Linked DNA regions of Homo sapiens: regions 1, 2, 3, 4 and 5 are each linked to region 6. The links are chromatin loops, found by intact Hi-C in ENCODE. Cell type or tissue: dorsolateral prefrontal cortex. All regions are shown on one strand. Region 1 overlaps LOC105377144 (a long non-coding RNA gene). Region 2 overlaps LOC105377144 (a long non-coding RNA gene). Region 3 overlaps LRIG1 (leucine rich repeats and immunoglobulin like domains 1). Region 4 overlaps SLC25A26 (solute carrier family 25 member 26). Region 5 overlaps SLC25A26 (solute carrier family 25 member 26). Region 6 overlaps LRIG1 (leucine rich repeats and immunoglobulin like domains 1).

Region 1 (4,000 bases), 410 kb after region 6:
TCTACTAAAAATACAAAAAATTAGCCAGGCGAGGTGGTGGGCACCTGTAGTCCCAGCTACTCAGGAGGCTGAGGCAGAAGAATGGTGTGAACCCGGGTGGCGGAGTTTGCAGTGAGCCGAGATCATGCCACTGAACTCCAGCCTGGGCGACAGAGCGAGACTCTGTCTCAAAAAAAAAAGAAAAAAAAATTAATGATTTAATGTTTGATTATGAAATACATCAAATATAAAAAACCAGTATTTTAAAGAGATATTGGAGAAAAACAATCCCACCAAAGTATTTTCTCTACTCTCACATAGCCAACACACAAGACTTCATCTCTGGTCACCAAAATGTGTTCTCCCCACCAGAACCAATTAGTTCTCCAGTGGACTCTGTGGGAAATCTCTTGTAGACACCAGTGGGATGTTCTCCAATTCAATTCAATTCTGACACTATCTACCTGGAGACAGCATCAGATCCCATTGGTTGAGGGCTCAGTCCACAAGACTGCCCCCAACTTCCGTGCCAATGGCAAACCCCAAGTTGTTTTTACCTGTGATAACCTCTGACCAATTGGCTATCAGTCAGTGTTCCCATTACCCTATCTATGGATTCCATTAATTTGCTAGAGCAGCTTACAGAACTCAGGAAAACACTTAGATGTATTGGTTTATTATAACAGATTTCACAAAGGATATAGATGAAGAGACGCATAGGTCAAGGCATACCGGAAGGGGCATGGAGTTTTCATCCCCTCCCACGGCGAGCCACTTTTTAGGAATTCCCAGGTATTAGCTATCCAGAAGCTCTCTGAACCCTGTCCTTTTGGGTTTTTAAGGAGACTTCATTACATAGTCAGGATTGATTAAACCACTGGACAATTTAACCTTCAGCCCTTTTCTCTCCCTGGAGATTGGGGGGTGGGGCTGACCCTCTAAGGGTGGCTTGTTCTTCCTGATGACCAGCCCCCATCCTGAAGCTACCCAGCAAGCCCCAGGCTGCCAGTCATCTCATTAGCATACAAAAGACGCTCATCACTCTGGAGAGTCCAAGGATTTTAGGAGCTACAGGACAGAAAACTGGGCGAAGACCAGATATATATTTCACAATATTATATCTATGAAAAAACAACACCGTATCCACAACTCAAGCCTGACGCTTTGTAAAGACCTGGCTTTTTGTTTTACTCTTAATAACAAAAGGAGGCTGGGCGCGGTGGCTCATGCCTGTAATCCCAGCATTTTGGGAGGCCGAGGCGAGTGGACCATGAGGTCAGGAGTTTGAGACCACTCTGGCCAAGACGGTGTAACCCTGTCTCTACTAAAAATACAAAAATTAGCCGGGCACGGTGGCAGGTGCCTGTAATCCCAGCTACATAGGAGGCTGAGGCAGGAGAACTGCTTGGACCCAGGAGGCAGAGGCTGCAGTGAGCCGACATCATGCCACTGAACTCTAGCCTGGGTGACAGAGCAAGACTCCATCTCAAAATAATAATAATAATAATAATAATAGAAGTTATTATATTGAATTCCATTTTTCAGATGGATAATAAGCAAAGAGTTTAGATGACTCTTCCATGGTGATACAGTCAGAAAAGGGAAGAAACTGGGATCGTACTCAACACAATTCAAGCACCCACACAGCGTATCGTCTTATATTCTCCCAGACTCTGTGATGCACAGAGTAGCTCTAATTTTCCCTTTACAATATTGCTGAAAGGTGGTGAAGGCTAAAGTCTTTTGGACAGCATTATATAAATTGACCTTGAATGGAGTGCATTCTTGATGTCTTCTCTTGAGACATCATCAAATACAATGATTCTTTGGGGAAAGACACTATTACGTTTTTCTCACAAATGGAAAATCTGAAACAGAAGCAAAGTGCATGGCTGTCTTTGGATGTTCGTGTTAAGTAGCTGACTTTTAGGCCTGCTAGTCTTTTACTGTTTCATCGGTGTTTAGTTGTATGTACAAGGAAAATGTCAATTCCGGACTTTAAATTTCAGATATTATATTTCCTTAAATGAACTAAAGGGCAAAGGGAATATTCTTCAGTGGCGATCCATTCTCCCCTTTCTGTAATCTATTTTTCATTAGCCACAAGTCAAGGGCCAGTTTCTGAAATGCTTGTCTGGGTATCTTGCAATCTCATTCGAAGTGCTGAGAAGTCAAGACAGCCTCTAGGAGTGTAGGGGGAACGTGTTGATAAGTGCTAAGTGCTGCTACTTTGAACTGCACAATTCCCCTCAATGGGCACATATTAACTCTAGCTAAACACACTAGTGCCACCTACTGGAAAAAAATATATTTTAATTAAAATTAAGTTGCAGGCTTTAAGTCTGCAATACTGAAAAATGCCTCTCTAGGACGGCAATTTCCTCTGCCAAAGAAAAACAGAGTTAAACCAGCTCACTGAAGGAAACTTAGGTGATCTCTAGGTATTTTGTTTTGGAAAGAAAGGCTTTCATTTTTCATCCTGATAGCAAAGAAAATATTAAATAATAATGAAATATTAGACCAACTAACACCATAGTTCAGGAATGGGCTTTTCTAGAGTTGTTGCAGGATTACCCCTGATGGGGCTGAGTTTCCTGGGGTCTGAGCACAGAGGGTCCATTGCATGGTTTGAGGGGGCTTTCTTTTCTCATGTCTGTTATAGAGGAACCCAGAAATCTGGAGAAGAGAAAGGAATTGCCACAGGGAACTTAGTTTACTTTTTTTTTTTTTGAAACAGGATCTTGCTCTGTTGCCCAGGCTGGAGAGCAGTAGGGTGATAGTAGCACATTGCAGCCTCAAGCCATCCTCTCACTTCAGCTTCCCAAGTAGCTGGGGCTACAGGTGTGCACCACCACGCCTAGCTAATTTTTAAATTTTTTTTGTAGAGATGAGGTCTTGCTGCATTGTCCAGGCTGGTCTCAAACCCTGGCCTCAAGCAATCCTCCCACCTCAGCCTCCTGAAGTACTGAGATTACAGGTGTGAGCCACTGTTTGCCTTTTTACAGAAGGAGACAAAAAGGTATCTTTAAAAAATTTTCTTCTTTCTACTATTCAAGAACATAATTTATTTTGGTTATAAAACATGAAATGTCCCTCCTCCTTGTCTCCCAAACTCCCTACTGAAGTATTATTATCAGACTAGTATACGATCTGTACAAATAGCCTTTGATGAGGAAAAAATGGTACAAATAAGGTAAGCAACTAATAGGACAATACATATATATGATGTGCTGTGTGTAAAGTAAAAGAACAAGAAGGAGGAGGAGGAGGAAGGGGAAGGAGAGGGAAGAGGAGGGCAGGAGGAGAAAAAGAAGAAAACATAATAATGTTAGCAAACAGCATACACATTTCCCTGAAAAAAGGCAAAAATAAAACAGAAACAAAAAGTCTATTAATGGAAGTTGCATTGAGGGACAAGGAGGTAAGAAGAAAGGGAGGGCTTTGCTTTCAAGTTTGTATTTCTGTATTTCTAAGTTCCTCTGATTACACAGAACTGTATTATTTGTGTCAATTAAGGAAAAAATGCCAAGGCAAAACTAATCTATGCTGCGAGAAGTTCAGCTCAAGATTGCCCTTGGATGTGGGTCATGCCTAGAAGAAGTCTCCACCAAGGAGACTTGGAGGAGGGTTGATGATGTTTTCTCTTGATCTGGGAGCTTGTACCAGCAACAAAGGTGTGTTTAGTGTGTGAAAATTCATCAAGCTCTATGCTTTTGATTTGTACATATTTCTGCACGTGTTAAGCTGGGAAAAAAGTTCCAAAAGTGATGCCAAGAGAAATTATTGGGCAGTAAGATTATAGACCATTTGTTTTCCCTTTCCCTGTATTAAATTAACACATCTTGTAAAGATAAATAAAAACAGAATAAACTCCATATTTTTTTTCTCCAAATGTGTGTTTCAAATACGTCTGTTTTTACATTGTTGTAGTCAACGGAGTTAGAAAAACTAAATAACATCTGTGCCAAAGGTTTCCTTTGCAAGAGCAGAAGGAGGTCTCCTCCTAGGAAGCCTGGGATCC
Region 2 (4,000 bases), 410 kb after region 6:
GACAACAGCCCTTCTGAGGAATGGGGCCTTCCAGGGATCCGGGATGGATGAAAAATGCCCTGGCAGTACAAAGGCTGATTGTCCTTCTCTTCAGAGACAATGGGGTATTTAAAAGGCTCACAGCATCAAAATGCTAACTTAGTCCTTTAAGACATTTTCAGTTTTATGTCTCACCACTGACAGTAAGCATGAGTAGAAAAAGCCCTTTTTTTGTGAAATCTCTTGCAAAGAAGTAGGCAGCTTTATTGTGAAGACACTATTTGCCTGCAAGTATAGTTACCTTGAAAGGTCTCACAATCAAATGAGCCTGTTTTCTGCTTCTTAGAAAGTAGCAGCAAGAATACAAAAAAAAGCAGTGAACTTTCAAATTCAGAAGGTCTGGACTTGAGGGCTGATTCTGCCAGTTATTTGGGTGACTGTGAGCCTGACATCTAGAATTTCCTTATTTGTAAAGAATAATAACTGCCCTCAAGCCAGTTTCTCAGGGTTGCTGTGAAAATTCAAAGTAACAACGTACGCCGAGATGGTTTACTGTGAAGAGTTTCAGAAATACAAATGACCAATATCAGGAATGTTCCTATATGGCCTATTCTTTCCCTTAGAAGTTTTGAACAGAGTTTCAACACGTAAGTTAGGACCTTTTTCCTTTGAATAATTCCCTTCTCAGGCTACGGAGTCTCTTCAGTTTCCTGGTCATTGGGTTAAATTTTCTGCTCCAATGAAACTGCAATAATAGGAATAACAGTGAGTTTTAGGTTGGGAGACCTGTAAATTCTAACCAGATCCTTAAACTGTTCTCATTTTCCAAAGCTAGTATATTGCACACCAATATACTTTCTTTTTATTTCCTCTTTGGCCAAAAAGTGAATTGTCAAGTGCAAGTGAATTGTCAACATTAGTGTAACTTTCTACACAAAAATGACCTGCACCGTCTTAGCACCTAGGGTCTAAGGCCTCAGTTACAAAAATAAATTGTAAAGCCAGAAGAAAATATGTCACAATAACAATTAGAGGCCAGGCACGGTGGCTCACACCTGTAATCCCAGCACTTTGGGAAGCCGAGGTGGGAGGATCACCTGAGGTTGGGAGTTCGAGACCAGCCTGACCAACATGGAGAAACCCCATCTCTACTAAAAATACAAAAATTAGCTGTGCATAGTGGCACATGCCTGTAATCCCAGCTACTTGGGAGACTCAGGCAGGAGAATCACTTGAACCCGGGATGCGGAGGTTGCAGTGAGCCGAGATTGAGCCATTGTACTCCAGCCTGGGCAATAAGAGTGAAATTCCGTGTCAAACAAAACAAAATGGAACAAAACAATTAGAAGCTGCACAGTTTTCTTTAGGTGGCAAAATATGTATGAACAGTTACATGGCAAGCAAACTGCACATTAAATTTGGGTGTATTTTCCATATATGTTGTGTTCTTTACATTTACAGAGCTTTGGGGGAGGGGGACAAACAGTTATTTATGAGTTTTCCACGAATTGTTTTCTTTTCTCTTTCACTTTCTTTGGTCAGTCATTTGTAAGAATCAACTGGAGATAACACGCCAGACCCCAAACTTATTTTTGGCAGAAATGCACCATCCTTGCATGGACACTAGATGGAAAAATAGAGTTTTCTATTTAGATTTCTAGAATGGGTTATAGCAGGTACCTGGGAAAGGTTACGCAAATTGTTCAACATTCTTGCTGAAGTGGAAATGTTCTTGGGGAGTCCCCGTGGTCAGCATTAGGAAGAGGAATTACCCGCAGGGCCCAAAAGACAGATCCTCCCCTTTCTAAGAAGGATTGCAGACATTTGAATTGAGCTTTCTCGGGAGGTTTACGCAGCACACTCCCAATGTTCAGAACAGGGAGTAAAGAAAACATTTTGCTTGAGAAGCTTCCAGACCCCTGGGGTGACTTGTAGGATAAGAGTTTGGTTGGGATCCTAAAAGGTGGTAGATGTTCAGCTCACACGGACTAAGTGTTACAGGGCTGGCTTCCAGCTTGGGTAATGGCTGAACCTGTGAATGTTGCAAGTTGGCTTCATGAGGTGCCCTAAAAGTCCAGACTATAGACTCCACCTGACTCGCCAGGTCAATGCTCCCCCTTGTGGTGATTTCTGGAGCTGTTATCAGCTGTCTCCTAGGTGGCCCTTAGACAAGTAAGGGTGCTTGAAAACACATGGTCTGGGAATGCATATTGGTGCCTCTCAAACTCAAGAAAGGGGTGGCGACATTCCAGTTATGTGTCTGTTCCAAAGACCGCATATGGCCTTCTCTAATTTTTAGGGTTTTTTGAGAAAAAGTTCACACTAGCTGCTTTTAAATTCTCTTGCCTCTGAAATCCTTACCTGAACATCTCCCACCTAGAAAATATTTTTCACTGGCGACATCTCTTGTTTTGGGTGAGCAGAGATGAAATGACGCATGGCCTGTGTGATTACGGTGTGATGTCTGCACCAGGTGTAATGTGGGCTGAACAGCTTGACGTGTTTTCGTGAAACCAAAGTATAACCTTCCCAAATTAACCTCTTTGTTTCTGTTAATGCAGTCTTACCTACCAAAGTATTTTAAATGGTTCTTATGTATAGTTTAAAAGACTATAGGTTATAGCTATGCAGGGGGCACCTATCTTATGGGTATTTAACAACAGAAGCAGCTTCCTTTAAAAGTGGAATCAGTTATGAAATATATCATTTATGGGGCCAACTCCTCCAAGTACTCATTCTGTTTGCCTTTAAGCAATATCTTCCAGTATTTGTAACAGTTGTTCTCAGCAGCACAAAGACCTTAGCAGTTGAGAGATAAAGCATGAGTTTGGTCTGTGACCTTGATTACAACATGTTGTGATGTGACGATATGGCTTTGCCTTGACTGACATTTGTTTGGCCACTGCCATGGGTACTGTTTCAAGTCAGAAGAAATTTACATGGAGAAAAACATCCCATGAGCTTAAGTTAATACATTGGGAACTTGCCCTAAAACTAGGTGGCTTTTTTTTTTTTTTTTTTTTTTTTTTTTGGAAATCAAATAGTAACAAGTCCTATGTAACAAACATCTAGTATCAGGGTTACTAGGTGTATTATACGTTTATTTAAATCAAGATCATTACTAAGCACCTACTATGTGCAGGACAAGTGTAAGTGCCTTAGTAAACATTGTTTTTTATGCTATACACCATTTTAAAAGTTCCAATCAATATTTGCTTTCCATTCATTAAACATTGAAAGTTCTTTCAGCATGCCATCTAATCACACGTAAGTATTTGCCTTTTTCCAGGCTTAACAAAACATTTTAGACACAGACTATCAAAGAGCGAGGACTGTACAAATGTCTCCTTCTGATAATAGAACTCGGTGGCGACTTCAGTGGCCCAGGTCCTGGGAAAGTTTCCACGGCCTCCCTGGTGCCCTCCTTCCCACATGACTGCAGGAACATGAAGTAGTTCTAAAGACGGAGACCAAGGTGACCGGCCTTGCCCCTCCAACACAAGTCCCTCAAGAATCTTTGTGCCAGGGACATGAGGTGGGGGCTTTATGTTCCTCTACTCTCCACTGTCTCCTAGGCCAATCCCTTTGTATTACAGATGAGGAAATTGAGGCCCCAAGAGAAGTGACTTGTGTAAGGTCACACTGCTAGTACATCACTGTGCCAGTCCCAGAGCCGTGGACCTGGGACTCCCATCTCTATGTTATTTTCTTTTCATTAATCTAAATCATCTTAATCTTTCAGATTTCTGGATGAACTAGAAATCCTTTCTCGCCTCTGAGCTTTAGTTTACAAACCGTTTCCTCTATGTGCAATTCCACCATCTTATATCACCCTTGTACCTTCACCTTTGACAAGTGACTGGATTACTCTTAAGATCCTGGTTAAAAAATCACTTATTCTAAGATGCCCTTCCTGACCCTCCAAGACTGGGTTAGGTGCTCTTCCAGTGCATTATCCTGTCATTCTCTACTGATGCCAATCCCAGCATTTGTTACCTGTGGTGCAGTCATCGAGATCTCC
Region 3 (4,000 bases), 75 kb after region 6:
CCTTAGCAGGCTCTCAGAATTCCAGACTGAAAATGCCACCTAGCTACTTCCATACCACAGAAATGCAGAAAGAACTGCCCCTCTACGTGCCAGGAGATAAATGAACACCCAAAAGAACACCCAGAAAGAACATCAGCTTCTGTGTGCTTCCCAGATTGTCCTATACTCGCTCCCAAGCTCTGTCCATGAGTCCATCAGATGCAGAAAACCTCAGCTAGAGTTTACCCTCCCACAGAAAACACATTCTTGGCATTTTGAAAGAGCATTTCTTTTCTTCCTTTGAGAAATTATTTAGCAAGGCTGTGGAAAGCAGGGCTCCCAGTGGCCATTCAAAAATTAAGACCAAGCCAGAAGGCAGGAGGAAATGTCACCACAATGGGGAGAAAATAAATCAGTTAGATTAAGATTAAGATCTAACCCTTTTCTGTGGTTGGGGCAGGCGGATTTGAGAATAATAGCATGCTATTTCTGGAAAGTCCCTCCAGAGTAAAAGCTGGGAGGGTGGGGGTGTGAAACTATATGTTTCAGTGTTAGATTAAAATTTGTTGAAGTTGATTGAAAACAGATAGAAATGGCCAACGGTCCCCCTGCCCAGCACAGGTATGCCAGTCCTCTGTGGCTGAGGTCCCTCTATATTTCAGACCACACCTCAGCACTGCCCTCGCCAGCAAAGATGCAGTTAAACGGGAAGGCCCAAAGTCTAATGGGGCCAGGATGCTACACAACATCAAAGAGATTCCAGTTGCTCCCCTTGCGCCATAAACTCTTTCACCCAACATCATTCACACTTTCAGAGTGCAAAGTTCACTCTGATATTGGTGGCTTTCTCACTTTGTAGCTTTTTTGGCAAGTGCCCCTTGGCCTGGTTGTTCATTAATATATAATCAGAACATTAAAAGCATTGTTTCACCTTCTAGGGAGGCTGTGCCCAATTTAATAAAGCCGACATTGTCCCTAGGGTGGGGGGAACCACCTCGAAATTGGCAGAGAATTCAAAGATGCACAGACCGGAGGGTTTATGTACACACACACACACACACACGTGTATACACACACGCATGCACACAGAATTAAGTATTTCAAAAGATGTTTTTTATATTCCCCATGGCAAAGGAGCAAAATTAAAATGCTTCTCACCACAGAAACTGACCTGGCATTTCTTTCCCTTAATCCTTTCAATACCAAATTACTCCTTACCTTTAAAACCTTTACAGGAAGTAGTGATCTTTGTGGCAGGAAGACAAATAAACGAGAAGGGATGTCTAAAACTCTATCACAATTATCTATGAGAATGCTCGTTCAGTGCACTACTTTTACTTTTCAAAGCACATGCATACAATGACAACTCACTTTCGAGACCATGTTTACTTTGCTGAAAGCCACATTCTAAACATGGGCTCGCTTGCAGAAGGGAAGCAGCTTACAATTCAACCTTGTTTATGCTCCAAGTAGGTTTGACAGAAAAACCACATAAATTTGTTTTAAAATAATTTCCATTTGCTGGAAGCTGTTCCTGAAAGGTTCTCAGCCACGCTAATCTGCGCTGATTCCTACCAGCTGTAGGTACCAGGCACCCTGGCCACAGACCGGGCAGCCTGGGCACAGGCAGGCTGGCTCTGCAGAAGGCTGCAGCAGTACAGGATCAACAGAGCCACTGCAACAGTCCCCTCCGCAACACGCGTCCACATCTGTTTAAGAAGAACCCAAAGATGTCCTGGTTCAGAGTCAAAACATGTGACATGCCTGTTGAGAGCACAGTTTTCTATGCAATTACACCTGTGCTCTCTCAGAAACACAGCTTCCCTAGTACCAAAGAGATGTACTGTGCTCAAGCCCAAAGACCACAGTGGAGGACAGCAGATGATGTACTGGGCTGAGCATCAACAAAGGAAGGAAACTGAAAAAGGAAATATCTGGGAGTATCCTGTGTAAAGTCTTCAGCCTCAACATCCAAAGAAATGCAGATTAAAATAATCTGAGGCAATTTCCATCCATTAAACTGGTACATGATTACAGAAATAAACAGCATTTAATGTTTGTGAGGGTGTGGGACAAGCACAAGTTCACATGTAAGTTGGCAGCCTCTTTCTCAGAGGCAGTGGTACCGAAAATATTAAGAATCTGCATATCCAGCGCTATCTGAATTGGGTAACTCATCCTAAGGAAATAAATGGCTAAACATTTATGCATAAGGATGTCTATCAAAGCTTAGGAAAAAGCCTAAATGCCCAATATCAGAGAAACTTTACAAGTTTTATGTAAGTTGTGTAATAATTTATTATACAATAAATATTAAAGCACATTTTAAAAACTGCTTAAAGTCAGGGAAAATATTCAAGATATTGAGTCTTTAAAACATAACTGAAATAGGTATTCAGCCTCACACATTACTGGAAATTTATACACTATCCAGTGATAATATTTATCACCGAACAATGAAATCAGTTGTTTTTTCTTTTGTACTTTCTTCTTTATTCAATAAATGCCTAACATTTGTCACCAGAAAATCAAAAGTAATAAAGACATAGTAACTAGGCTAACAGATCAATAGCACCCCCTCCAGCACCCCCCGTAAGGCCACCAAGACAGTAATCTGCCTAGACTATTCCAGCTCACTGGGGACAAAAGGCTTCCCTACAGCATCACAGTCCAAGATCTCGATAGCCATTAAAAGAAACATGTGAGGCTGAGCTCATCAGGGAGAACACAGCTTCCCATTGCCCCTTGCTAGCATGCCTGGGAGACTGCCCAGAGAGGAGCTCTGCCAGCTGGGTTCGCAGTGCTCTCTCTGCCATGGATGGAGATCCTGCGTGTCTGAGGATGGGGGTGGGGGCCAATGTCTCACATCTGAAGTCCAAGCTAAAAAGGCCCAGATTTAGAAATGTATCTGCCTGAAGTCTCCTGCCATAGAAGCTTCTATCAATTTACATAGTTACTTGGGCTGGGTCCACAGAGGGCAGGGTAACCTGTCCTTAGTGTTCTCACAGCTCCCTCTGGTCAAGGAAAGCAGTCTTTCTCTCTGCCAGCAGCAAAGAGGGAGAAAAGCTACCTTGGCCTGGTCATCCTTTTTGTCAAAGCAGAGGCCTGAGCAAAGTAAGAGCTCAAGCAACCGAAACCAGCTGCCTGGCGAGGGCTCAGCATAAACTGAGCAGAATAACCACAAGGGGAAGGGTGTCTAGACAGCCTCGGTCTATGGAAGAAGCCACCCTCCCCTGCAGTGTCAACTCTGGAAAAGCAGGCTCCAAAACGCGGCTCCAGCAAAAGAGCAGATGAGAGACCATGTCAACAGCTGGGAAGGGCACCGCGGGCTCCCTCGCCAAACGCAACACAGAGGAGAGCGCCTGAGCCTGGCCCACCTGCCAAGGACAGCCACCAGCAATCCAGCAGGGACGAGGCGCCCGAGGACCTCATGTGGGGACAGTTCACATGCACTGCTTTAACTACAAAGCCACTTCAGTGACAATTCTTGCATATGGGACTTTTCCAAAATTCAGAGAGACCAAAAAGACCGCCAATTCTAAATGTGGCAGGTAAACAGCCTGTCATCTTTTCAACTTCGGTTCTATTTGTTTCTTCTTTCTTTCCATTCTTCTAAGTTTCTCAACACTTAAGAGACTTTGGTGGAGGGTGGTGAGGGGTATAGGAAGCTACTAAACAAGCAAGGTATATTCAGGAAATACACAGATGAAGCCTGGGAGGTCTGAATTATTCTATCTGGCAGAGGTATTTCCACAGGACATACAGGACTCTACAGAATGAATGCCACTATCTCTATCTACACTGGTATCTGTCACGAGCATTTAATGTGTCACAGGCTTCACACTAGATTCTGGGAATACAATGGTGGATTGGAAACAAAGCCAGTCACTGCATTCAGGGAGCTTACAGACTAATGGGGTAGTCAGAAACGAATCAAACATTCACACAAAACTTCTATACATAGCACTGCAGAATCCTCACGATGGGAATCTAACTTAAAGGGAACGTCAGCCATGGTTTC
Region 4 (4,000 bases), 130 kb before region 6:
ATGTATACATATGTAACTAACCTGCACATTGTGCACATGTACCCTAAAACTTAAAGTATAATAATAGTAAAAAAAAAAATTAATTACTGCTGTCTTCCCTTCACTAGAATGTATGCATCAGGAGGGCAGATGCCTCCCGTTTTGTTCCCTACTATTAATCTAACACCTAGAAGAGTGTGGCACATAGCACACTCAGAAAATATTTAACAAACCAATGACTTAATCATACTTGCTTCTCAAAAGCAGACCAGTTTTAAGTACTTAGGTATTAAGATCTCCAGATACATTTAGCAAGAATTATGGAGTTCTCACTAAATTCCTAGGCAAGCTAATGGTTTTCTGCCAGATAAACTGTCTGTACTTCCATTGAGATTAATTTTCTTATCATATTTACTGCTGTCTACATATAGCTCTTATTTTAATTTTGTCTTTTCTAGTTACAGTTACTCCTGTAACTATTTCATATATTCAAAACAGTTTTTGAAGTGACACATGAAAATAATAAAACTTATGAAGAAGATCCTTCATTAGGTGTGTGCGAATTATCTCCAGTGAATACCGTGTGGGTCAAGAATTACCCTTGATGTTCTCATTACTGTATACTGTCTTATTGTCTGAATAAACACCATCTTATATGGAGTATTAAGAGACTATATATGTAAGAAAACTAAATTTGAAGGTCAAATGTAGTTTTTTAGATGTGTAATTAAAAAATAGCAATTGGAATCATTCAAAGGAAATTAAAATGTTTATCTGTGGGTTCGACTACCTGGCTACAGATTACTTTGGGATCACATAATGAAAATAGTTAAAATTTGAATACTAATTATGATTGTTAACTTTACATATATTTTCCTAATCCTTAAACTGTAAGACATCAGCCTGTTTGTACAGATCATAAGCAGAGGCTTAGAAAAATTAAGTAATACAACTAGGAGGTGGCAGGACTGGAATTGGAGGTCAAGTTTGTATAATTCCAAATCCTGTGATTCTTATTACACTTTGCTTCCTGTTTGTGTCTTGCAGATAAATTCACTGATAGAATTTTTCAGTAAATCCTAAGAAAATAATGTGATGGGGGATCTACAAGACTTGAACCAAATCTTGACCTGAGTGAGAGTGGAGCACAATTTCTGAGTGTTAGAGGATTCTAAAGGATAGAAATGGAACTGTTTGTATGGGCAGAACACAATGAGATGCTTCTAAAACAGCCATTAATATTGATTTCAGCATCCTTTTTCGTCTGGCCTTTGTGAGGGGTGCTTAAAAATGTTTTGACTGATTGTAGTCTGTCCTTTTTTGTTCCCTGTGCTGCATCATATGTTCTGAGAAACAGTAGAGTAGGTGGGAAAAGGTTGATAATCTTTGGCCTTGAAGTGGTTTTGGTATACATAGCCAAGTAACTAGCAGATAATTTATTGACTAGTGGAGAAGCAGAAATTTTTGTGAGGATTTTTTTTTTTCCCTTTTTGAATATACTCTGCTTTTTGTTATTCAACTTGTCAGTGCAAAACTGACATTATAGAAGAACGCACTAGAGGGCGCACAATGCCTGTATTTTAAATGTTGGTGGCAAAAACCTCAGCATGAACTTGGAAGCTGCTTCCTGGCACTGTTTGAAAAAAAAAAAAAAAGGTTCAAATTAGAAAATGTAAATTTAAGCATAATAGTGTTTTCCGATCAAGATACCTGAATGGATAAATTTGTGTTATCTTTTGATACATATGTACATGGAGTTGTATTTATTTGGGTTCTAATTTTTTAAAACTTTTACCATGGAAAAATTTAAAGACACACAAAAAAGATTACTAAAATGAATCCCTGTAGTCTCATCAATTACCAGCTCTTGAGCAGTATTGTTCCATCTATACCAAACCCTGCTTCCCACATGTCTGTATGATATTGAAGCAAATACCAGACATTCTGATTTCATCCAGAAATACGTCACTATGCATCTCTAAAAGATAACTGTAAATATGTATAATGTATCAAAAATGAGTGTCATAACAGAAAGACAAATATTGTATTATATGTGTAAACTAAGAAAGTAAAATTCATAGAAGCAGAGAGTAGAACCATGGTTCTCGGGTGTTAGGGGGTGGGTAAATGGGGAGATGTTGTTCAAAGGGTACAAATTGTCAGTTATAGGATCAGCAGGTTCTGGGTATTTAAGGTACAGCATGAAAAGTGATGGATGTGTTAATTAATTTGATTGTGGTAATCATTACACATTGTGTATCAAATCATCACATTGCTCACTTTAATATATATAATCTTTATTTGTCATTTATTTTAAAAAACGAATATCATAGTCTAGAAGTATTTCCCCAAAGCTATTTATCACTTACAAAGGGGAAAATAGTAATTTTACAGTTGGAAAGACTGGCAGTCACTATTTTATCCAAGTGATCAAGATTAGCATCACCAGTAATAAGATTATATTAACATCATACATCTCTAATATAATGCACCAAGAAGGACACAATGTCACTTCTTTGGTCTTCTTGCCAAAGATGCATAATCTCAGTGTGATCATGAGAAAACATCACACAAACCGAGATTGAGAGACATTGTACAGAATTGTCAAAGTTATGATAAAGAAAGATGAAAGAACTGCCACAAATAAGAGAAGACTAAGGAGACACAACAAGTAAATGCAGTGTAGGATCCTGGATTTGATCCTGGAACAGAAAAGATTTTGGGAAAAACTGGTAACATTCAAAATCTGTAATTTAGCTATTAGCATTGCAGCAAAACTGGTAGCTGGTTTTGATAAGTGTACTGTAGTTAATTTATTAACATTAGAGAAGCCAGCATATATGTGAACTCTGCTATTTATGCAACTTTTATGAGAGTTTGTTTTTAAAAAACAAACTAAAATGCCACATTTGGACATTGTATGAAGTACTTGTTTTTAGAGTCATCTTCTAAAATAATGACAAGTTAAATTTAAAATTTAATTTCTTTTATTGTTAACTTGTATTAAAATAATATATGCAATTAGTAACAACCCAAATAATGTAGAAGGACTTAAGATGAAAAACAACAGTCTCCTGCCCATCCCTCTCCATTCTGGTTCCACTCTCTAGAGGTAGCCTTTATTTTTTATTTTTTAAAATTTTAACTGTTTTATTTTTAGTTCTTATTTCATCGGTGCTTTCAGATAATATATTATTTAAATGTCTGTTTTAAAATTTGTCAGTAGATAAAGTTTGTTGAGTCTTTGGGATGGAAGATGTGATTAAGCTCACATTATGTTCTTCCCCAACCCTGTCTCATCCTAGCATTCCAGTTATATAAATTTCATTCCTCTGTTCATTTTAGAAACTTTAAGTTATATATTCGTTTCTTTATTTCTTATCCTACGAACTTTCTGCATCTTACAACTTTCTCTTGACATGATGAGGCTGTTGCTTTCTTTTTGCCACCTTGTCCTCCTTAACCTGCAAATTTCACTTTCTGGAAAGACTTCTCTCAACTATACTTTCATTGTACATTGTCAAGAGGGTTGACAATTTCATCCTGTCTTTTACCCTCAGTCACTTCTTTCATAGCTCTTCTGTATTGATTCTAAAAGTGGAGTACCGGTGAACTAGTGTTTGTATTATTGAGAAGACTTCATGAATGATCAGACCATGTAGTGTGCTAAGGCTGTATTTTTTTTTGTGTGTGGGACTTACACCCTGAGAGATGGTTTCAGCATCAGAATCAAATAGACCTTCTTGCACTCTATCAGTTGCTAAAATTTAATTTCCAACATTTGGGGCATGAGCTTGTCTTTTTTTCTTGGAGTTTCTAATTGCCTTTTCTGTATGAAAAAGGCATTATTTGCATTATTTTTAGGTATGACAACTTTGAAAACATACTGTCTTTTGTCCTGAGTCCCCTTTTACCCTGGGAATCTTGGAATCTTTCATTCTCCTGTTCTAATCCTGTGTTAATATTCACTGTGTTTGGGCTTCTATTCTTGGGTCAGATTTGCTGTTTCCTGAAGGCCGCA
Region 5 (4,000 bases), 55 kb before region 6:
GGCTCTCTTCTTATCCATTCTACATTTTGGATGTGTCTGATCTTCCTTAAACTTTTCTTTCAGTAACACTTAGGTTCTCAGGAACATATAACTTTCTAAAACTCTAAAACATTAAGTTCTTGGCATTCAAGTTTCTCAACACCCTGTCCTTGACTGGTTTTTTCAGCTTCTGCCCTATACTCTGTGTGTGTGTGTGTGTGTGTGAGCGCGCGCGTGCGCGCACACCCACACGCACACACAAAATTCTTCCCCTCCAGCCAGAATAGCCTCCTTACTGCCTCTAAATATGTTCTCCCCTTCTCTGTTCTCTGACTCCTTTCTGAAGTATGCTTCCAAGGATCCAAAAGTGATGCATCACTCAAATCTCAATTCAGTGTTTGATCTCCTGCTTGAAGTCTTCTAATGAAGGCCTTGAAGAATTGCCCTTACCACAGATTTGTCTGTGTCACTGACTCGTATTTAATCACCCACCATATTGTGTTTAAAACATCTTATAGTGTTCAGATAAGGCCTTAACCCCTTCAATTTACAAGTAAATGATACCTGCTGTCATTGCAGCTCTGGTGCCTGTCTACTCTGAGCTGGATATGGTTGCATGTCACAAGAATGCAAAGATGAATAAGAAATGGCTTAATGCCCTTGAGGAGCTGAGAGTCCGTCAGAGTGGCACCCAACTCGTTGATAACTTAAATGTAATGTGTCTCTTATTGCAGAATACTTGCTCCCCAAATCCTGTTACTGTGCTACATCATTTCCTTTGTTTTTCTTTTCTTTATTATACATATGCTTACAAAAGTATGTTTTAGATGAAAGAGGACAAGACACCATAAAGAGATGGGGAAGCAAAAGCGGTAGATTATCATATCCAAAGTCTTAGAGAAGATAATTTTCCTTGAAGATTTATATTTACTTTGGAACTTTCTGGCAGCCCAACAAGAAGAGAAGCATGATAGATTTCATGGTTTTTATTATCTGACAAAGACCTGTAGCTTGCTATTCTATCTTATCCTTTGACTTTGGATACCATCTTTATACCAACTTGCATGTTTATAGCTCCATGGCAAGCCCCTTCCTCTGAGTGGCAGCCTCAGATCACCAGCTGCCTAGTTGACATCCTCACTCAGGATGTCTCTGAGTGGCTAGGTCAGAACAGAACTGTCAGTTTTTATTTGTCTTCTTCCCAATCTGTTCCTTCCTAGTTGGTCCACTTCTCAGTAAATAGCAAAGTTGTCTTATGCTTGCTCAAATAGAAACTTAAGAATGATTCCAGAGTTGTATTCTTTTATCCTTCATCATCTAGCCCATCAACAAGTTCACTGTTCTAGTTCAAGCCTCTAACACCCCTTGTTTGAATTGCTACACTGGCCTCTCCAGTGGTCTCCCTCATTTCACTCAGGCTTTCCCAAAATATCTTCTTCACACAGCAGCCAGAGTGATCTTTTAAAGAAATGAATTAGGTCAGGCACAGTGGCTCATGCCTGTAATCCCAGCACTTTGAGAGGCATAGGCTGGAAGATCACCTGAGCTCAGGAGTTTGAGACCAGCCTGGGCAACATAGACTCCATCTCTACAAAAATTAAAAAAAAAAATTATCTGGGATTGGTGGTGCATACCTGTAGTCCCAACTATGTGGGAGGCTGAGGTGGGAGACTTACTTGAGCTCACAACCTGGGCGACAGAGTGAGACCCTGTCTCTTAAAAAAATAAGAAAAAGAAATTAGACCATACTATTCCTTGCTAAAACCTGTCAGTGGCATCTCGTTAAAAGAAAAATAAACCCAGAGCTTAAGCTCTGGCTGGCAAGGCACTCTGTAATCTGGCCTCTGTCTGCCTCAGCCTTATCCCGTGCCACTCACCCGCTGTGCCCGGCCACGTTGCGCTGACTGTGCTGCTGCCTAGCGCCTCCCCTCGTTTTTTGTTTTTTGTTTTTTGTTTTTTTTTTTGAGATGTACCAAGGCCTTTACATTTGTAGATCTCCCTGCTAGAAATATTCTTTCTTCCTTCATTCTATATACATCATTTTTTATGTGTGATAATTTTTTTAATTTTGATTTTTTTCATATTTTTGAAAATTGACAAATAATATCTGTATATTTAAGGTGTGCAGCATGATGTTTTGAAATATATAAATAGTGTATATGTCATTACCGAGTGTCTATTACGTGCCAGGCATTTTCCAGGGTCTGGGGATACAGTGATGAAGAGGACTGACACAACTGACCCCATGGAGCATTCATTCCAGCTCTTTCCCTAGGCCTCTCTCCATCCCCCTTCCCCATACCTCTCTCATGTCTCCTCTTTCCCCATTACTCAGGCCTTAGATCACATGTCACCTCAGAGAGACGTTCCCGGTCTACCCCTCTCCAAAGTAGGACTTTCCCCTCCTCCCTCCTCTGTAATCATAACACCTATTTATTTCCGTACTGGTATTTTAATAAATTAGTTTATTTAGTTATGCACTTACATCATTGGAATAATTATTTACGACATCAGTGGTGTGATGAGCAGACACTGTGTGCCAGGCTCTGGGTTAAGCACGATGCATTTGTTACTGTCTTCTTCACACCACAGACAACCCAGAGAGGTGGGCCTTGTTGTTATCCCCACCTTAAAACCAGGGAAGCAGGGCTCAATAAGGTTGTCTTTCACCTAGTTGCCTGAGCACCTTTTACTGTGTGCTGCGTAGCAGACAGGTGACTCAGGTTACCAGGTGATTTTTTAGTGATGATAACAACCATAATAAAAGCAAGAACAGCCAACATTTTTCAAAGCTACAGTGTGCCAGGCACTGTAGTAACACTTCCCACACATCTCCTGTTCATCTTCATGACAGTCCTGTGAAGTAGGTGCTGGCCTGGTCTTTGTTCTGTAGATGTGAAAATGGAAGGAGAGTTTGAACGCCTTGCCCAAGGCCATGGGAGTACTAAGGAGTACAGCCAGGATTTGAACTCAGGTTCAGATCTAACTCCAGACTTGATATTCTTAATCACGTTACATGTAATTATGCACACCGCACATGATGTGTTTCATAACGTTTTTGTATTGTCGTATACTCAAAAGTTGATAAAAAGTTGAGGTCATATTTAGTCAGCTCATTGAAGGCATTTCTGTAAATTGCATTGATTCCTTAATGATGACATGTAGCTTAGGAAAGCCTGGCCAGCATATTTCTTAGACCACCTCTCCCCAGTATCCGTTGAATCTGCTGAGCTTGGGCAAGGATTAAACTGTGCTCACTTGAGTCAGTTCTCAGAGACCAACCCTGGAGAGCACAGATAAGTTCACAGTTAATGAGTTCAGCCAGAACCGAATTTTCCACGTGCTTGTGTTTAACTCCCCACAGGACGGTGCTTACTGGAGGAAGAAACTATGTCTTCTGTTTATTCTTTATGGTTCTGTCTTTTACACAGCAGGTGTTTATGTAACTATTTGCTAATTGTTTGAAGGTTAGCATTCTTTTTCAAGTTGAATGCAAAGTTGGATAACTGTATCTACGTTAACTGTTTTATTTGTACATTCTTTTAAAGGTATGTTCACAGCTATAAAGAGTTTTCCCTTTTTAACCATACAGATCTTTTCTTATCAAGCTTTAAGTCAAAAGTAAGCATATTATGAAAGGATATGATAAAATTTCCTGTGAGAATGCATTTTTTTTTTTTTCTATTTTCTTAGTGTGAGACATCAGTTTATATTGCAGTGTGGAGAACTGTTAAGAATACTGTCAGGTCCGAGTGGTTTTGCTTACAGCTACAGGGTGTTACAAAGCAATAGCTAGATGAGATGTAATCTTTAAGCTAAGCAGTATTTAAAGCAAAATGAAAATAAAATCAGTTTGGTTTTGTAAGACAGCAACATTATGCTAATACTTTTCTAAGATGAAATCATAGCTTTGTCATAGAAATCAGGGACCAATGCATTATCACTTCACTTATATCAATAGTTCAATGTATATAATAATTACTTAGATCTCTCTTTTATGTTTTATAAGTATTTTAAACGT
Region 6 (4,000 bases):
AGCAGGTCACAGTGCCCAGGCGAGACATCACACCTGGAGACCAGGCCCCCATCCTGCCCTCTCCAACTTTCCACAAGGTTCTTGGTTCTTAAATTTTCCCCCCGAGCCCTTGCAGACACAGGCCAGGGAGAGAAAAGGAACTCTTGTCTCCTGTGAGAAGCTGCAGCAGGAATCAATGCTGCCAGCAGAGAGGGCAGCTCTGACTGAAGAGTGAAATGCTGGCGGTGACCTTTCTTGTCACAGCAGGAAGGTCAAATAGTGGAGATTCTGCTGCTGGAAGGGACTTCTCCTCTCAATGGGTTCCTTCCTATCATCTGCATACTGAAAAAACCAGGAACCAGGGACCCGGGGCTGTGGCTTTGTGTGCCTGTCTCTCTGCTCCTAGCCCTGGCTGCCAAAGTTTTTCTCTCCTTTCTGGCCCGCTCAGTCTGAATGTTCCCAGCCTTGTTATTTGGGCCTTGTATGGGCTCACAGGCTGACCTGGCCTGAATAGCTTGGCTCCGGCCTCTTTCACACTCCCTGGCAATGGCTCCACATTAAAGCCGGCTCTGCCAGGTGCAAGTGCAAAGGCCTCCCTCCCTGTCACACTGGAACAGATCCCTCTCTGTGCAGTGGATTACGCCTGAGAAGGAGACCCTAGAACCCGCCACCACTGTCCTCTGAAACCTGCATGCCCCTCTCTGGGGGTTTTATGCTGACAGCTGCTTGGAAGTTCTATGAAGCCAACCATGGAAAAGTTTTATACAAGCCTCAGAAAAGCATCCTGCAGCCACTTTTGCCAACCCCATCTAATTAGGGACTTCAAGGGAAATGGCATTAGCACCTCCACTTTGTTAACTGACCCCCGACGAGGTACAAGGAGAGACACAGGATTCCCTAAGTGCTGCTTTTGGAAAGGAGGCATCTTGGTACAGGTTATGCTGAAGAAGTTCAAATGCTCAGACGAGAGATGCACTGCAGTATTCCCATGGTTTAGAGAAAAAATATTCAGGACTTGGAAGTTGCAGCTGAAGACTCAAGATGGGAAAGACTGACCCACGGCTGCCGAACTGGAGGCTGCACCAGGCGCTCAGCGTGGGGAAGCTTTTTCCAACACTAGGAGCCAGCATCCTGTCCAGCACAACGTGGGCATCACTGCTTGAGAACAACTACTTTTTAGGAGCTGCCATCCCTCTCTAGGCACCATCCTGGGGAAATGAGAGATTTTTCTGCTTAACCAGTTCTTTTTCAGTTGATTACATAAAAGTTTGAGACTCTGCACATAGAGCAAGCCAGCTTTGGATCCAATTCTGACTCGAAGCCAACGCAAATGGAGTTCAACAAAGCAGATGGTTTGCTCTATTCTGCTCTCCCCACTGGGGACCCCTTTATCCTGTCAGTAGTGGGAGACGTACAAGACTCGCAGGCTCCTGAGTCCCTTGAAGGCACCCTCCGCAATGTGGCTGATGGAATTGTGGCTGAGACGCAGGACACTCAGGCTGCTCAGCTCGGCCAGGCTCTCCTCGTCCAGCCGTGTCAGGTTGTTGAAGGACAGGACCCTGAGGAAAGGGAGGGCAGCAATGTCACCATCTAGTGTGGTTGCCCCCCAACCCCACCCCACCGGAAATTGGGCCACAGTCAGCTGGGTTTCAGTGGGAAATGACACAGATGCACACGCACGCGCGTGCGTGCACACACACACCCACACCCACAGAATCCTGGGGGTAAAAGTGGCCATGCAGCTAGAAACTCATCAGTGCCCAACACACTAGTCTGACTCGTAGAATGGGTGCATAGGTCACAGGGGCCAGGGTGGCTGTTAAACTGTGAAGACTACACACGAGGTCATGACACACAACAACTCTCAAGCTCCAGCGCCTTCATGCTGTCCAAGGCAGCTCCTGATTCAGGCTACAAAAGACCTCTCTCATAGCAGAAGCCTGGGATTCTGGAGATGACCCCGCAGCAAGCCAGGGAGCCCCAGTCACACTCCCTGCATCTGCCAGCAGAGGGCACCACTAGCCCCTGCGTGGGACAACCACACCTGTGCCTCATGCCTTAGTGGGGCAACTCCCCCAGGGCAGGAGGCTCCTGCTCAGGCCTCCCTGCCCCCATCCACGTGGACCTCAGAGCATGATCCCCTACTGCAGGCGGTAAAAGCACATGCTTTGCCCGAACCTCAGAATCAAAGCTTCCTCCCAGCACTCCTGCACCTCTGGGTTGCTTACGTGACATATTGGTCATCTATCGTTGAAAAATTGGGGCTGGGGCAGGGATAGGAAGATGGAAAATAAACTCAGAGAAGATTAATGAGCTTTTAAAGGCAGCTAGGAGCAGCATTCTTTCCCTCCTGGACAAATAAGTCAGGGTGTCTGTCAGTTAAACAGACCTGGCAGGAGATCAAAATTATATCCTCACCTGCAATTAAAGAATTTAGCTTAAAGGAGGGGTGGGAAACACATGCTGGGAAGCAATCCCAAATCTGCCTCTGAGGTTACCTGGATATGGTGCAAACTGCTAGGACTGCTCAAGCGCACTTCTGTGATCTTTGCTGCCCCTTCTAGAGGGCATGGAAGAGGGCTTCATGCCTTCCACCAGCTAGAGAGGGGATCCCGGACCCCGCAGAAGACAGCATGCCATCCCTGGGGCCACGATACACTGGTGAGTCAGAGGATGGCCCCTCACTTTAAGAATTGGACTGGCTCAGGCTTCGGGGACTTAAAAGACCTCTCTTGCTTCCCACACCTCCCGGCCCTGACCAACAAAACCAGGAGTCCCCTGGTGGGGTCACAGCTTGACTACAGAGCCTGAAAGGAGCCATCCAGCACCACATGGAATGCACAACTGCAGGCCCTGAAGCGTAGGAAGCTGAAACCAAAGGGTTAACACTCACAGAATCCAAGAAAAGTTAGGAAAGAGGCAGGACCACTGTGTTTTGCATTAGATAATGATGGAGTCACCAAAATATAAACTCCAAGTCAGTGTGTGTGTGTGTGTGTGTGTGTGTGTGTGTGTGTGTGTGTGTGTGTGGTGGGGGGAGGGGGGGAGGAGGAGGGAAGGAAGGACAGGGAGAGAGAGGAGAACACAGAAGACCAGACACAAACACCAGCTGCAAGAATCCACATTAGATTCACGCATCCCCTTGAGTTTGCCTGGTGAGGTCAAGAGAGAGACAGGACAGACTGAGGCTTGGCACTCTTAACAATCATTCACTTCAGTGGGTGAATTTTTTCCAACAGCCAAGCCTAGAAAAGGAAGAAAAAAACAAAACAAAACAAAAAAACCCACCCAACTCTTGTGAAAAATAAAGAAACACAGTAGACTAAACTGGAGCATATCAAATGGAAAGAACAGTGAAAACACAAACTATAGACTTGTAAAGATGTTCTCTGAGTCCTTAGGAATGCTGCGTTCACTGTCCAGTAACCCCACCCTGACATGATGGGGTGGCCAGGGCCACTGCCCATCGCTACCCAGGCGACAGTCTGTCACTACTAATCTCAGAACTTTGGGCAAGACAAGCTCAGTTCTCAGTCTCAACCTGGGACCCCTGTCTGGAAATCTCCAAAAGGAGCAAGAGGACCACACCACACATCTCTGAACTAAGCACGCACACGACTGCACAGGAGCCTCTGCCAGCAGGCCACTGCGGTGCAAAACAGAGAAAGGGAAGGGGCCAAGAACCTGGGCAGCTCATCTACAGGAAGGAAGGTGGCGACTCCGAGGACACAAATTCATCCACAGTCAGCGTTTCACTGTCTCTGTTTGAGCCCAAATGACCCCCTCACTGAAGAAGCACATGCTATTTGGTGTGGCCATTAACACACAGTCACTCTCAAAATGGCTCCTGTGAGCACTCTGCCATAGCTGCCCTTCCCCAGGAACTTTCTACCCCTGGAACTGTCTCCAAACCCAACAGGACCTTGGGGGCCAAGGCTCCCTGCAGGGACCTAGCTGCTACTCCTGGAGCCCCTGCTAATCCAAATGCAGAGGAAGTGAAGGGGAGATGAGGAAGGGACTG

Evidence for each region. Hi-C counts contacts between places; a loop is a spot of excess contacts. Peaks named below come from ENCODE experiments on the same cell type or tissue, not always from the same donor. Only the 100,000 strongest peaks of a DNase experiment are listed, where the experiment ranks them.
Region 1: a loop joins it to region 6, with 6 times the contacts of the local background. A loop is called at or near these places in 102 of 110 quality-filtered maps.
Region 2: a loop joins it to region 6, with 4 times the contacts of the local background. A loop is called at or near these places in 102 of 110 quality-filtered maps.
Region 3: it touches region 6 in a loop (5-fold over the local background); 39 of 110 quality-filtered maps call a loop at or near these places.
Region 4: a loop joins it to region 6, with 2.6 times the contacts of the local background. A loop is called at or near these places in 28 of 110 quality-filtered maps.
Region 5: a loop joins it to region 6, with 2.5 times the contacts of the local background. A loop is called at or near these places in 3 of 110 quality-filtered maps.

Annotation. Positions count from the first base shown.
Region 1 is chr3:66,814,071-66,818,070 of GRCh38, forward strand. All of the region lies in intron 2 of LOC105377144 (a long non-coding RNA gene), which reads right to left. Among named protein-coding and RNA genes, the nearest start is that of KBTBD8, 180 kb to the right of the region's middle. In dorsolateral prefrontal cortex, CTCF peaks have their summits at 2,281 (motif pointing left) and 2,481; no DNase peak of the experiment used is centred here.
Region 2 is chr3:66,820,375-66,824,374 of GRCh38, forward strand. The region is part of intron 2 of LOC105377144 (a long non-coding RNA gene); the gene reads right to left. Among named protein-coding and RNA genes, the nearest start is that of KBTBD8, 180 kb to the right of the region's middle. In dorsolateral prefrontal cortex, CTCF peaks have their summits at 19 and 2,093 (motif pointing left); DNase peaks (open chromatin) are centred at 27 and 2,107; H3K4me3 peaks cover 640 bases; H3K27ac peaks cover 1,186 bases.
Region 3 is chr3:66,480,499-66,484,498 of GRCh38, forward strand. The region is part of intron 1 of LRIG1 (leucine rich repeats and immunoglobulin like domains 1); the gene reads right to left. Among named protein-coding and RNA genes, the nearest start is that of LRIG1, 19 kb to the right of the region's middle. In dorsolateral prefrontal cortex, CTCF peaks have their summits at 1,614, 1,837, 2,715 and 3,187; DNase peaks (open chromatin) are centred at 1,627, 2,763 and 3,213; H3K4me3 peaks cover 3,477 bases; H3K27ac peaks cover 4,000 bases.
Region 4 is chr3:66,275,339-66,279,338 of GRCh38, forward strand. All of the region lies in intron 5 of SLC25A26 (solute carrier family 25 member 26), which reads left to right. Among named protein-coding and RNA genes, the nearest start is that of SLC25A26, 56 kb to the left of the region's middle. In dorsolateral prefrontal cortex, CTCF peaks have their summits at 1,557 (motif pointing right) and 1,758; a DNase peak (open chromatin) is centred at 1,563.
Region 5 is chr3:66,350,511-66,354,510 of GRCh38, forward strand. All of the region lies in intron 6 of SLC25A26 (solute carrier family 25 member 26), which reads left to right. Among named protein-coding and RNA genes, the nearest start is that of SLC25A26, 130 kb to the left of the region's middle. In dorsolateral prefrontal cortex, no CTCF peak of the experiment used is centred here; no DNase peak of the experiment used is centred here.
Region 6 is chr3:66,405,954-66,409,953 of GRCh38, forward strand. It overlaps LRIG1 (leucine rich repeats and immunoglobulin like domains 1), which reads right to left. Exons shown (of 19, transcript NM_015541.3): 8 at 1,395-1,538. Among named protein-coding and RNA genes, the nearest start is that of LRIG1, 93 kb to the right of the region's middle. In dorsolateral prefrontal cortex, CTCF peaks have their summits at 1,989 (motif pointing right) and 2,192; DNase peaks (open chromatin) are centred at 448, 1,108, 1,448 and 1,988; H3K4me3 peaks cover 74 bases; H3K27ac peaks cover 3,816 bases.